2 separate regions of the Homo sapiens genome follow, and region 2 is linked to region 1. Evidence: chromatin contacts called from ENCODE Hi-C or POLR2A ChIA-PET data. All regions are on one chromosome and are shown on one strand. Each heading gives the region's core, a stretch centred on a gene start or an enhancer-like site at or near the end of the contact. The rest is flanking DNA. Distances are from core to core; before and after follow the strand shown.

Region 1 (5,482 bases), core at 2,797-5,296:
CTAAACACCTGAAAGGGTGTCTTTTGCTGAACTATGGAGTTTTAGTTTTGCTTTAGAATTTTTGGATGATTAGACTTGTACTTCTTTTAGGCTATTTTTCCACCTGGTACTATTTGGCTTTACTGACTGCCCTCATTCCCCATACACCACCTTGTTTTGTTCAGATTCCCCTAAATCTTCATTCTCGTCCCACCTCCCCATCACTCCTGACTACTTGAAACACGACTTCTGTCCTCAGAAGGCAGCAGTGTTCCCTCCTCCCGTTCATTTTTCATTTTCCCGTTGCTTAAAAAAATCAAGCATATGTTTGCAGTCATCACTGATGTTCTGCCTCCTCTTCTAAAGTTATAGATGAGTGCCAAGTTGGCAGAGCATGTAGAAAGATCACTGCAGATGTCCTTGTCGTGTTGACCTTATTGGAGAATTTCCTATCTGTGATGACCTGTAAATGGAATTTAAGGGAGGAATCAAACGTGTTAGCACGGGGTTGGCATTGCGTGGCTGTTTTCAATTAACTTGACCACTATGATAACATCAAAGGTGTGTGTACCATTCTATGACCATTGAATCTCCATGGACATGTTTTGGGAAATGGATTTGTCCCATTACACTGCTTTCTTTAGTGCATAAGATCTTGAAGGGAGGGATGCATTCTATGCACCCCAAGTTTCTGGTTTACTCGTGGTTTCAGGTGTCCCTTTAGACAACATCACTGACAACTCACTATGTAAAACCAAACAAATTATTAGCTTTCTTACTGTGTGTTTGCATTTGCTGTGCCCAGGGAAATGGGAAGTGCATTGAGGAAGAGGCCCCAAGACATGGAGAAGTCACTCCAACTTTCCGGAAACCCCTTTTGCTGTGCCATGTGCATGGAAGGAGAGGAATGAATGACTGTTGAAGCCAGATGGCCTTGCTCATTGATTCTCTCCTTTCCCGCCCTCTCAAGCCATCCAGAAGGAGAATGAAATGCTCAAATCAAGGGAGTTAACTATGGCAAAGATGTTAGTAATGGGAAACTTTGGAGGAAGGCAAAGTCAGAAATTATTCTGCAGGGAGATTTGGGGATGTTGGATGCTAAGGCCCAAGCCGTCTATTGTATGCCTTTTGCTTTGGCATAAAACAACAGATGACCTTCTGTTAGGTGTATGTCTGCTCATGCTTGAGAGTGGTGGTGTTTGGAAAGACTCAATAGCATATGCACATGAGGAAGTTGACCAAATGATTCCACAGCACATACTCATTTTTTTGCTCTGATTCTAGCTTTTCCTCCAATTTTATTCAGAATTTGTTCTTTTCTTACCTCACACCATATAGAAAAATCAACTCAAAGTGGATTGGAGACTTAAACATAAGATCTGACAGTGTAAAATTAGTAGAAGAAAACAAGGAGGAAAGCTCCATGACACTGGTCTGCACAATGAGTGTTTTTGTATATGAACCGAAAAACAGGTAGCAAAAGCAAAAATAGACAACTGGGATTACAACAATCTAAAAAATTTCTTTACAGAAAGGAAGCAATGAACAGAGTGAAGCAGCATCCTACAGAAAGAGAATATTTGCAAACCACACATGTGATAAGGGGTTAATATTCAAAATGTACACACAGCGTAAATGCAAGAAAAGAATCTGATGTAAAAATGGCCCTTCCAACATCTAGCATTATTGTGTGTTGAATAAATACTTGTTTGATTAGGTCTAATCACTCTTCATGATTGGATTTCCAAAATGTGGACTCTCAGCAGGACATTACAGGGACAGTGGTTGGGTCTGGAGATGTCACCCTTAGCTGTTTTTCACAATGAGAGGTTGTTTTATCATAAATAAATCAATAAATGGTAGATTATACACCGGAGTTACTGAGAATTATAAAAAAATTAAAAAAGCCCACATTTTAAAGGGAATTTGGTATTTTTAACAAAGCATCAGGGGGCTGGGAGCAGTAGCTCACGCCTGTAATGACAGCACTTTGGGAGGCCGAGGTGGGCGGATCACAAGATCGGGAGATCGAGACCATCCTGGCTAACATGGTGAAATGCTGTCTCTACTAAAAATACAAAAAGAAATTAGCTGTGCGTGGTGGCGGGCGCCTGTAGTCCCAGCTACTTGGGAGGCTGAGGCAGGAGAATGGCATGAACATGGGAGGTGGAGCTTGCAGTGAGCCGAGATTGTGCCACTGCACTCCAGCCTGGGCAACAGAGCAAGACTCCATCTCAAAAAAAAAAAAAAGAAAAAAAAGCATCAGGGTTGTCACCATGAAGCAGGAGGAGAAAAATAATGCTGTTAGACTTCTTAAAGCGTATTTTGTGGTTTATTTTATTGCTCTGTAAATTGCAGGCTGTAATTCATGGGGCTCAGGCCAGTGATTTCACAGTTGATAGACCAGGCACATCTCTTCCCACCCCTTCCCCACCTAGGGGCAAGGTTTTCAGGAAGAGCCCCTTTTCTAAACCACACATGGCCTGCTCACAAATCTTATGATAAAACTCTACCCACTGAGAAGCACAAGGTGTGAGGCTATTGATGAGGAGTTGAAGGTGACAGAGACCGAGAAAGTGCTGCACACCTTTGGCCTAAAGGGTAATGAGCAACACACAAGGATTGGGAGATGTTCATGGCAAGAAAAATTCAGAAGGGACATTGTTGTTTCACTAATTCTGTAAAGGAGAGCAGCGGCATTTACTTAGGCCGATTCCCCATTCTCTCTTTCTGTTTTTAAACAGAGACAGATCTTGCTCTGTTGCCCAGGCTGGAGTGCAGTGGCATGATGGCATGATCATAGTTCACTATAATCTCGAACTCCTGGTTTCAAGTAGTCTTCCTGCCTTGGCCTCCCAAAATGCTAGGAATACAGGCAGGAGCCACTGTTACTGGTCTGTTTTTTTTCCTTAAATACATAGGCAACTTCCTCGATTGTCTCTCCTTTATTGGCATTGAGAGATAAGCACAATAATGATTGTTAAGATGGAATATTATGAAGGCTCAAGGAATACTTCTGAAGGCTTTTTGTCTATGAAGTACACGAGGTTTCTTAATAGTTTGGCCTCTGGCAAAAATGGTTTTATTGTAGTTTCATCCTTGTTGAGTCAATAATTAACTGAGTTTGATTAAAGCTGAATTTTCCTAAGTATGAAAACCATGTGGGCCCTTCTCTTTCCTCGTGATGCACGGTGATAGTGCGTATCTAACACTTGAAGGTGTCCACGCTGGCCCTAGCTCAGTGAGATGGCTTTGCTTTGGGGGGGTGAGGGGGCGGAGGTGGTGGAAAGGCAGCAAGCTACGATGTTCTTATGTGTGTGGCCTTGCTTCTGGTGGTGGGGTGGCACACATGCTCTGTAGTCTTTCTGGATGGGTTTGGCCCACGGGAGACCCCCTGGCTGTCCACCAGCCCCTTTGTGATAGTCTCATAGTCTTATTTGTCTTTTGGCTTGTATCCCACCTGTTCACTTTTTACCATAGCTAACCTTTCTAAGTGGTCAGGTGGGACTCATGGAGATTTTCCGTTCTTTGGCAACTAGCAGCGACTGCAGATTACTCATCAGCTGTCTCCTTGAGTCCACAATGCCGGGCGGTGGACGGGCTTCCTGCCTCCTGGCCCAGGGCCCCTTTGCCGGCTCTTAGTGTAGAGCACTAGTTGTACCATCTGGTAGTTGTTTGTGCCTGCGACTCTCTTCCCTATTAGGCTTTGACTCCTTAAGGATAAGAACCATGTCTTATTTTTTTTAATCTGTAGCTCCAGTATCCAGCCCAGGACTTGACACCAGCCTCTGTCAAATACATCCGTGGAACGCATTTGTAAGAAATCGAGGCCAAGGCACTGGAAGTCCCATTGTCTCTGGATGCTGAGACCTTGAATTTCATGCCATGGACCCCTCCCTTACATTCCGTCTTTAATGTGCTATAAATAGACATTCCTGGCCTTGCCTAAATAGGATTAAGTAGTACCAAATGGTCCTTACCGTTCTGAGGCCTCACTGAGACTCATTTTGAATCTTTAAAGAAAGCAGTAGAGGGATGGAGAAGAAGTGGGTCAAAACCTGGTTTCTGCCTGTGGGAAAATACAAAACAACACAACAGCAAAGCAGACTAGCATGGTTCAAAGCACACATTGAGGTTTTTGGTGTGCCATTCTAATGCATGAGCTCATTTTGAGCCAAGGATAGCTTTTTGGTGTAGAATTTTGCCAGTCCTACGGTCAATGCAGTACTAATTGTGTGTGTGACTTTGTGCAGTGGGGAAAGGTGGGGCTTTAAAATAAAACAGAAGGTATGAATTGCTTGGCATTTGCTGTGGTTCCTAAGTCTCCATTCCGCTTGCCAAGATTAAATTGAATTATTCCCGCTGCCATTCAGTTTTACTCTGCACAAAATACAGCCAACATTTTTGCATTTCTTTCTTCCTTCCTCCTTTTCTTCTTTCCTTCCTTCCTTCCTTTTTCCCTTCATCTATCTTTGTTCCGCTTTTGTTTGTTTTTTTTTAGATCGCTGCATGCTGCCGCGTTGGGTTAACCATGGTAGCATTTTACCATGAGAAGCCATAGCAAGATGTGCCAGGTGCATGCTGCTGGAACACCTGGCTGAGGCTCCAACAGCATTTTCCTATGACTGAGGGTAGGGTAGGTAGATGACTCATTACAATTTATAAAATGGGGGGCTTAGCTTGGGTATCATCGTGGTTATTCCAAGCAGTCTTCCAGCTGGACTAGCTTTTCGGGAACACGTGTGTGTTTGTGCTGGAAGCCCCAGTAATATCATTTAATTCGAAAGCTTTTTTCTATGATGAATTATTCAGGCAGTGTTTACCAAAATTGTCATTGATCAGTACAGACCCAGAGAGCATGTACAACAGCGCCTGTGCTGGGCCTGCTAGGAGTCGATATTTTCTGGCTCAAAGAAGTTCCAAAAGAATTCAAAGCCAGTGTGTCTCTTTCTCTGGACGGCCAAGTGATGCAGGTACCACGCTTAGGTCTGCTGGTGTTTAGCTTGACTTAAAACCCAGCCAGGGAAATATGTTTCACTTTGCTGGGGTGCAGGTGGAGGAGGCTATTATTCTTAGGCATTTAACAGTGAAGAATGTTGGGCAGGGCAGAGGGTCAGCTGAATGGCAGGGATTCCAGGTCTCAGTTAATGCCCACAAATTTCTGAACTTTGAACATAAATACCCTCACTGCAATACATGTTTTTCTTTCTCTCTCTTTCTTTCTCTTTTTTTTTTTTTGAAAAACTTTTTTGGAGCAGCACCTGCATGTTGTAAAAACACAAAATAAAAAAAAAATAAATAAAAGCAGACCCCTTGGTTCAGATATCTTTGTTTGTGTAAATGTTTTGGCATTCTTTATGAAAATCTTCAGATTTTCAAGAGCTTAAGATGACCTCCTCTAGCCGGCTGCAGCAGTGTCTAGGTATCTGTGAATGTGTAAGAAATTGAGACAGCCTGCAAAATAGCTCACCCAGCTTTTCTTTAAAGTTCCAACCTTTTTGCT
Region 2 (4,894 bases), core at 595-3,094, 150 kb after region 1:
CCATTCTGGAGGTCAAAAGTCCAAAATGGGTCTGTCTTAGTCCTTTTGTGTTGCTATAAAGGAATGCCTGAGCTGGGTCATTTACAAAGGAAGGAAATTTATTTGTCTCATGTTTCTGCAGGATGTCCAAGAAGCATGGTGCCAATGTATTTCTGATGAGGGCGTCAGGCAGCTTCTACTCATGGTGGAAAGTGAAGGGGAGCCAGCATGTTCAGAGAACATATAGGGAGAAAGGGAGCAAGAGAGGGGAGGGGAGGTGCCAGAGACTTTAAAAGAACCAACTCTCTGGGAACAAATAGAGGGAGAACATTAATCTAGCCATGAGGGATCCACCCCCGTAACCTAGACTCCTGTCATCAGCCACGGCCTCCAACATTGGAGATCAAATTTCAACATGAGATTTGGAAGCAACAGACATCCAAACTATAGCAGGGTCTCCTTGGGCCAAAATCAAGGTGTTGGCAGGGCTGGGCTCTGGGGGCTTCTGGGGAGAATTTGTTCTGACTTTTTCGATTTCTGGAGGCCACCTGTGTTCCTTGGCTGGTGGCCACATCTTCCATCCTTAAAACCAGCAGTGCAGCGTCTTCAATTCTGTCCCTGGCTCTGCTCCTTCTCTCCCCCTCCTCTCCCCCTTTGTCATCTTTTTAGGTTTATTTGTGACCTTTTAGATCCTTTGTGACTGCATTGGTCTTCCTTGGGTAACTGCGCATACTCTCCTCATGTCAAGAACTTACATCCCTCTACAAAGTCCCATCTGCCATGCCAAATAACACCTTTGCAGGTTTCAGGGTAGAGCATGGATGCCTTTTGATTTTGATTTGGTTGTTTTTGGTAGAGATGATATCTTGCTCTATTGCCAGGCTGATCTCGGACTCCTGGGCTCCATCAATCCTCTTGCTTCCCAAAGTGCTGGGATTATAGGTGTGAGCCAGTACACTTGGCCTTTTGGCACCATTATTCTGCCTGCCATCCTGTCCTAACTAAAGAAAGTAAGGTCCCTCCATCCTCCATCTTAGCCCTTCTTTCCTTAGCCTCCTAACACTCAACGCAATTTATATATTTTAATTTTTTTTTTGAGACAAAGTTTCACTCTGTCACCCAGGCTGGGGTGCAGTGGCGTGATCTTAGCTCACTGCATCCCCTGTCTCCCGGATTCAAGCAATTCTCTGGCCTCAGCCTCTCTGGTAGCTGGAATTACACGTATGTACCACTACTCCCGGCTAATTTTTGTCTTTTTAGTAGAGACTAGGTTTCACCATGTTGGCCAAGCTGATCTCAAACTCCTGACCTCAGGTGATCCGCCCTACTGGGCCTCCCGTAGTGATAGGATTACAGGCCATTGTGCCTGGCGTATATATTTTAAATTTTATTTTTCAGTTTACTTGGTTTTGCCTCCTTCTAGAACTAGAACATAAGCTCTCTGAAGTCAGGGACCATGCCTAGAATCGCCTTCCTTTTATCTCCCATCAGCCGAAACTAACTCTGCTGTGTCACGCTGTGTTAGGCTGTGTTGGCTGTGAGTAAGAGAAGTCTCACCCAACTAGCTGAAGCGAGGTGGGTTGGAGGGGGGATGCCTTGTGGAAGTGACAACTCTAGGCACGTAACTGGCTCAGACTCTGCTGGGCCCAGATATACAGATGTCATCAAGAGTCTTTCTCTTCCTTTTGAGCCCAGCTCTCCCTTTGTGACCCAGCAACTTCCTTCCCCGATGATGGCCAAGCCTTGAGGATGTGAAACTGCCCAGTGCCCCAATCTGGAGTCCACCATCCTGGGTCTAGCTGGGGACATCCTTGAATCAGCCTCTGGGAATCACTGAACCAACATGAGTCACTTGCTACTGTGAGATCTCAGAACACATGGATCAGGACAGAGGGCAGGGCTGTTTCCCCAAGGAAATCCAAATGCTTTACAGGAAGGGGAGTGGATGCTGGCCCGGCCCAGGCGAGGATGAGGAGTAACTGAGCTGCAGACCATTGTTTAGCCCTCCTTCCACCTGGGAGACTGGCTGCTGGTTCTCATTGCTTCTGTGGGTCTCCAGGTTTCTATCATTACACAGATTAGCACACGGTTCCATGATCATGGACCCGTTCAGTACACAATGAAATCATTTGCAAAGCACCTTGGGGTCTGTTAGAGAAGGGAATGGATGTCTGAGGTATGCTAAGCCTAATCTCCATCTTCTCAAAGCTCCACTGCCACTGTCCCGTAAGGGTGGGCAGATTCCTCCCCATTCTATAAAATAACAGCTACCATTTCCTGAGGGCATACTGAGTGCTGACAGGCACATCAACATCAGACCATCACCTTCTTATACCTCAAAATAGTCTGCAGGGTGACTCAGAAGCTCCTGGCTGGTAAGTGGCAGATCCAGAGATGAAACCCAGATCTAACTGGACCCAAGACAGAAATTTCTAGAACAGAAGCCACAAACGTGTTAGCTAAGTCTGGTTATGTCAAGTGGAATATTTCTGGCTTTGGGGGATCCCAGCTCTTTTTTTCTCTCTCACTCTGAGTATTTAGAGGCTTTTATTGCTATTTTTCTAAAAGGCAACATTAGTAATCAACTTTGCCAAAAATTTCATATGAACGGTGGGCTTTTCTTTCTCATTTGCTTTCGCTTAGTATTTTCCATTATTCATTTGGCTTCTTGAACCCTCCCTATCTGTACCCCACACTTACTCTTATTCACCCAGAACAGGTGTGTGCCACCTTGGAGAAGATGAAGCCAGAGAGAAAATCAGTCAGACAGGAATTATGTTGAAAGGTGACTGAATACATTACCACCTCCCAGGAGTTGAATGAAAAACGGCTATTTCTTTAGGACGTCAAACCACCTTTTTCCTCTCTAATTCATGCATATCCCTATACAAAGACCCAAGGTGGTGAGGGGCTGGTTTTTAGATAGTCTGGAGGCCCTCTGAGAATGCGAGGCCCTTGTTGTAAGGAAACGCTGGTGGGTGCTCACTCCTTCATCAGGAGCCAGCCGGCTCCCCTGCACTTACTGCTTTGGGGAAGAGTTTTTGTCAAGATCATTTTTGCAGATGGTTGTAAGGTAAACAGTCACTGGTCCCTAGGATATCTTGCTAATGAGACACCAAAGATACACATGGACAATGGCCAGACCATATTTTGTCACAGAATGCCGACCCACAAGCTCTGGAGCAGTCAACTCAGAATGGTCAGGACTTGGTCAGTAATGCCCATTTTTGCTAAATTTTGTCCCCACTTCCAACGCAGGACCAACCAGAGAAAGCCACATATGCTCCCCAAACCAATCATACAGGATGTCCTGGTCTAGGGAGCCCACCTCCGGCTTCCCCATGTCCACAGCCTCCAATCGGAGCATACTGGAAGTCATCCACTTTCTTTTTTGTTTAACCATAAAGCTTTCTTTCTCTCCACCTCCTTTGAGCCTCTGCCAAACACAACTGATGGTGGCTGACTGCCTGGCTGCAGGAAGTTCTGAATAAGTGACCTCTATTTGTTATTATTTGGGTTCCCTTTGTTTATTTTTACACTAGCTTTGCACTAGGTTAATTTTTTCCCACATGGCTTTTCCTGTTTGTTTCTTTGATTGTTTTTAATTAATAATTAGTTTGCTTATTTATTTGTTTATTTTTTGAGAGGGAGTCTCGCTCTGTCACCCAGGCTGGAGTGCAGCAGTGTGATCTTGGCTCACTGCAAACTCCACCTCCCAGGTTCAAGGGATTCTCCTGCCTCAGTCTCCCAAGTAGCTGAGATTACAGGCGCCCACCACCAAGCCCAGCTAATTTTTTTGGTTTTTTTTGTATTTTAGTAGAGACGGGATTTCACCATGTTGGCCAGGCTGGTCTCAAACTCTGGACCTCAAATGATCCAACCGCCTCGGACTTCCGAAGTGCTGGGATTACAGGCGTGAGCCACCGTGACTGACCTGTTTTTAATTTTTTTAGAGACAGAGTTTCACACTGTTTACCAGATTGGAGTGCAGTGGTGCAATCCTAGCTTACTGCAGCCTGTAGGTCCCGGGCTCAAGCGATCTTCCCACCTCTGCCACTTGAATAGGTGGGACTACAGGTGGGTACCACCATACCCAGCTGTTGAAAAAAAAATGGTGGGGTATTACTCTGTTGCCCAGGCTGGTGTTGAACTCCTGGCCTCAAGCGATCCTCCTGCCTCGGCCTCCCAAAGTGCTGGGATTACAGGCTTGAGCTACTTCCCCAGGCTCTTCCCCCGTTTGTTAATACATACCATGACCTTGGCCTTTCCCACCTCTTAGGTTTTGCTTACTTTCCCTTCTGTCCTTTACTTATGACTCTGCCCCCTTTTGACCTCTGCTAAAATTATTTGTTACTGTTGTTATGTTATTATTTCATGTGTTAAGTCTACAGTGTATAACTTGGGTTTACTTATCTCATTTAACCCTTAGGAAAACCTTACACTTAAATACTCAAAGCCTTGATTTTGCAGGTCTGATTGATGGGCATACAGAGGAATTAAATGACCTTGTCTTCCACATATGGTATAAGGCACAGTAGTGGAAGCAGGATCCAAATCTGTGTCTGTGTTTGGATCAACAGCCCTGGCCACCATCTTGATTCATTTCTCTTATCTGTAATTCTATGGAGGGAGGTTCCATTGTATATTTTTTTCTTTCAATTACAGTATTATTTGTATATTGGAAGCCTATTGTACTTTATCTGTGTAACTGTCGTAGCAGCTAGAGGCTAGTAGGACTGGCTGAAATGTCAGAGGAAGGAGGGAAGAAAAGGGAGAAAAGCAGGACAAATGAACGCAGATTAAGGAAAATAAAAAAGAGTGTTTGGCTAACTTGCATAAAAAGGATCTCATTTTTCTTTGTAACACATTACTACATACAGTGACCATAGTGTTTCTCTAATTTCTTCAGGACTTA

Evidence for each region. A loop is a pair of places that touch in the nucleus more often than their neighbours do. ChIA-PET counts read pairs that join two places held with the same protein, here RNA polymerase II (POLR2A). Pooled maps may share reads with other maps.
Region 2: a loop to region 1 is called in a map with no recorded cell type, with 2.5 times the contacts of the local background. The contact joins the enhancer-like site here to the promoter of WWOX-AS2 in region 1. A Hi-C loop is called at or near these places in 2 of 37 single-sample maps with no recorded cell type and 2 of 50 pooled maps. POLR2A ChIA-PET finds 5 or more read pairs at or near these places in 2 of 52 experiments (MCF 10A and WTC11).

The regions. Positions count from the first base shown.
Region 1 is chr16:78,495,990-78,501,471 of GRCh38, forward strand. It overlaps WWOX-AS2 (WWOX antisense RNA 2), which reads right to left and starts at 4,047. Exons shown (of 2, transcript XR_007065129.1): 1 at 3,960-4,047; 2 at 1-442. The region is part of intron 8 of WWOX (WW domain containing oxidoreductase); the gene reads left to right.
Region 2 is chr16:78,645,371-78,650,264 of GRCh38, forward strand. The region is part of intron 8 of WWOX (WW domain containing oxidoreductase); the gene reads left to right. Among named protein-coding and RNA genes, the nearest start is that of WWOX-AS2, 150 kb to the left of the region's middle. Within about 2 kb of position 1,845, at least 2 of the 41 ENCODE cell types and tissues checked have a DNase peak (open chromatin) inside an H3K27ac peak, as active enhancers do.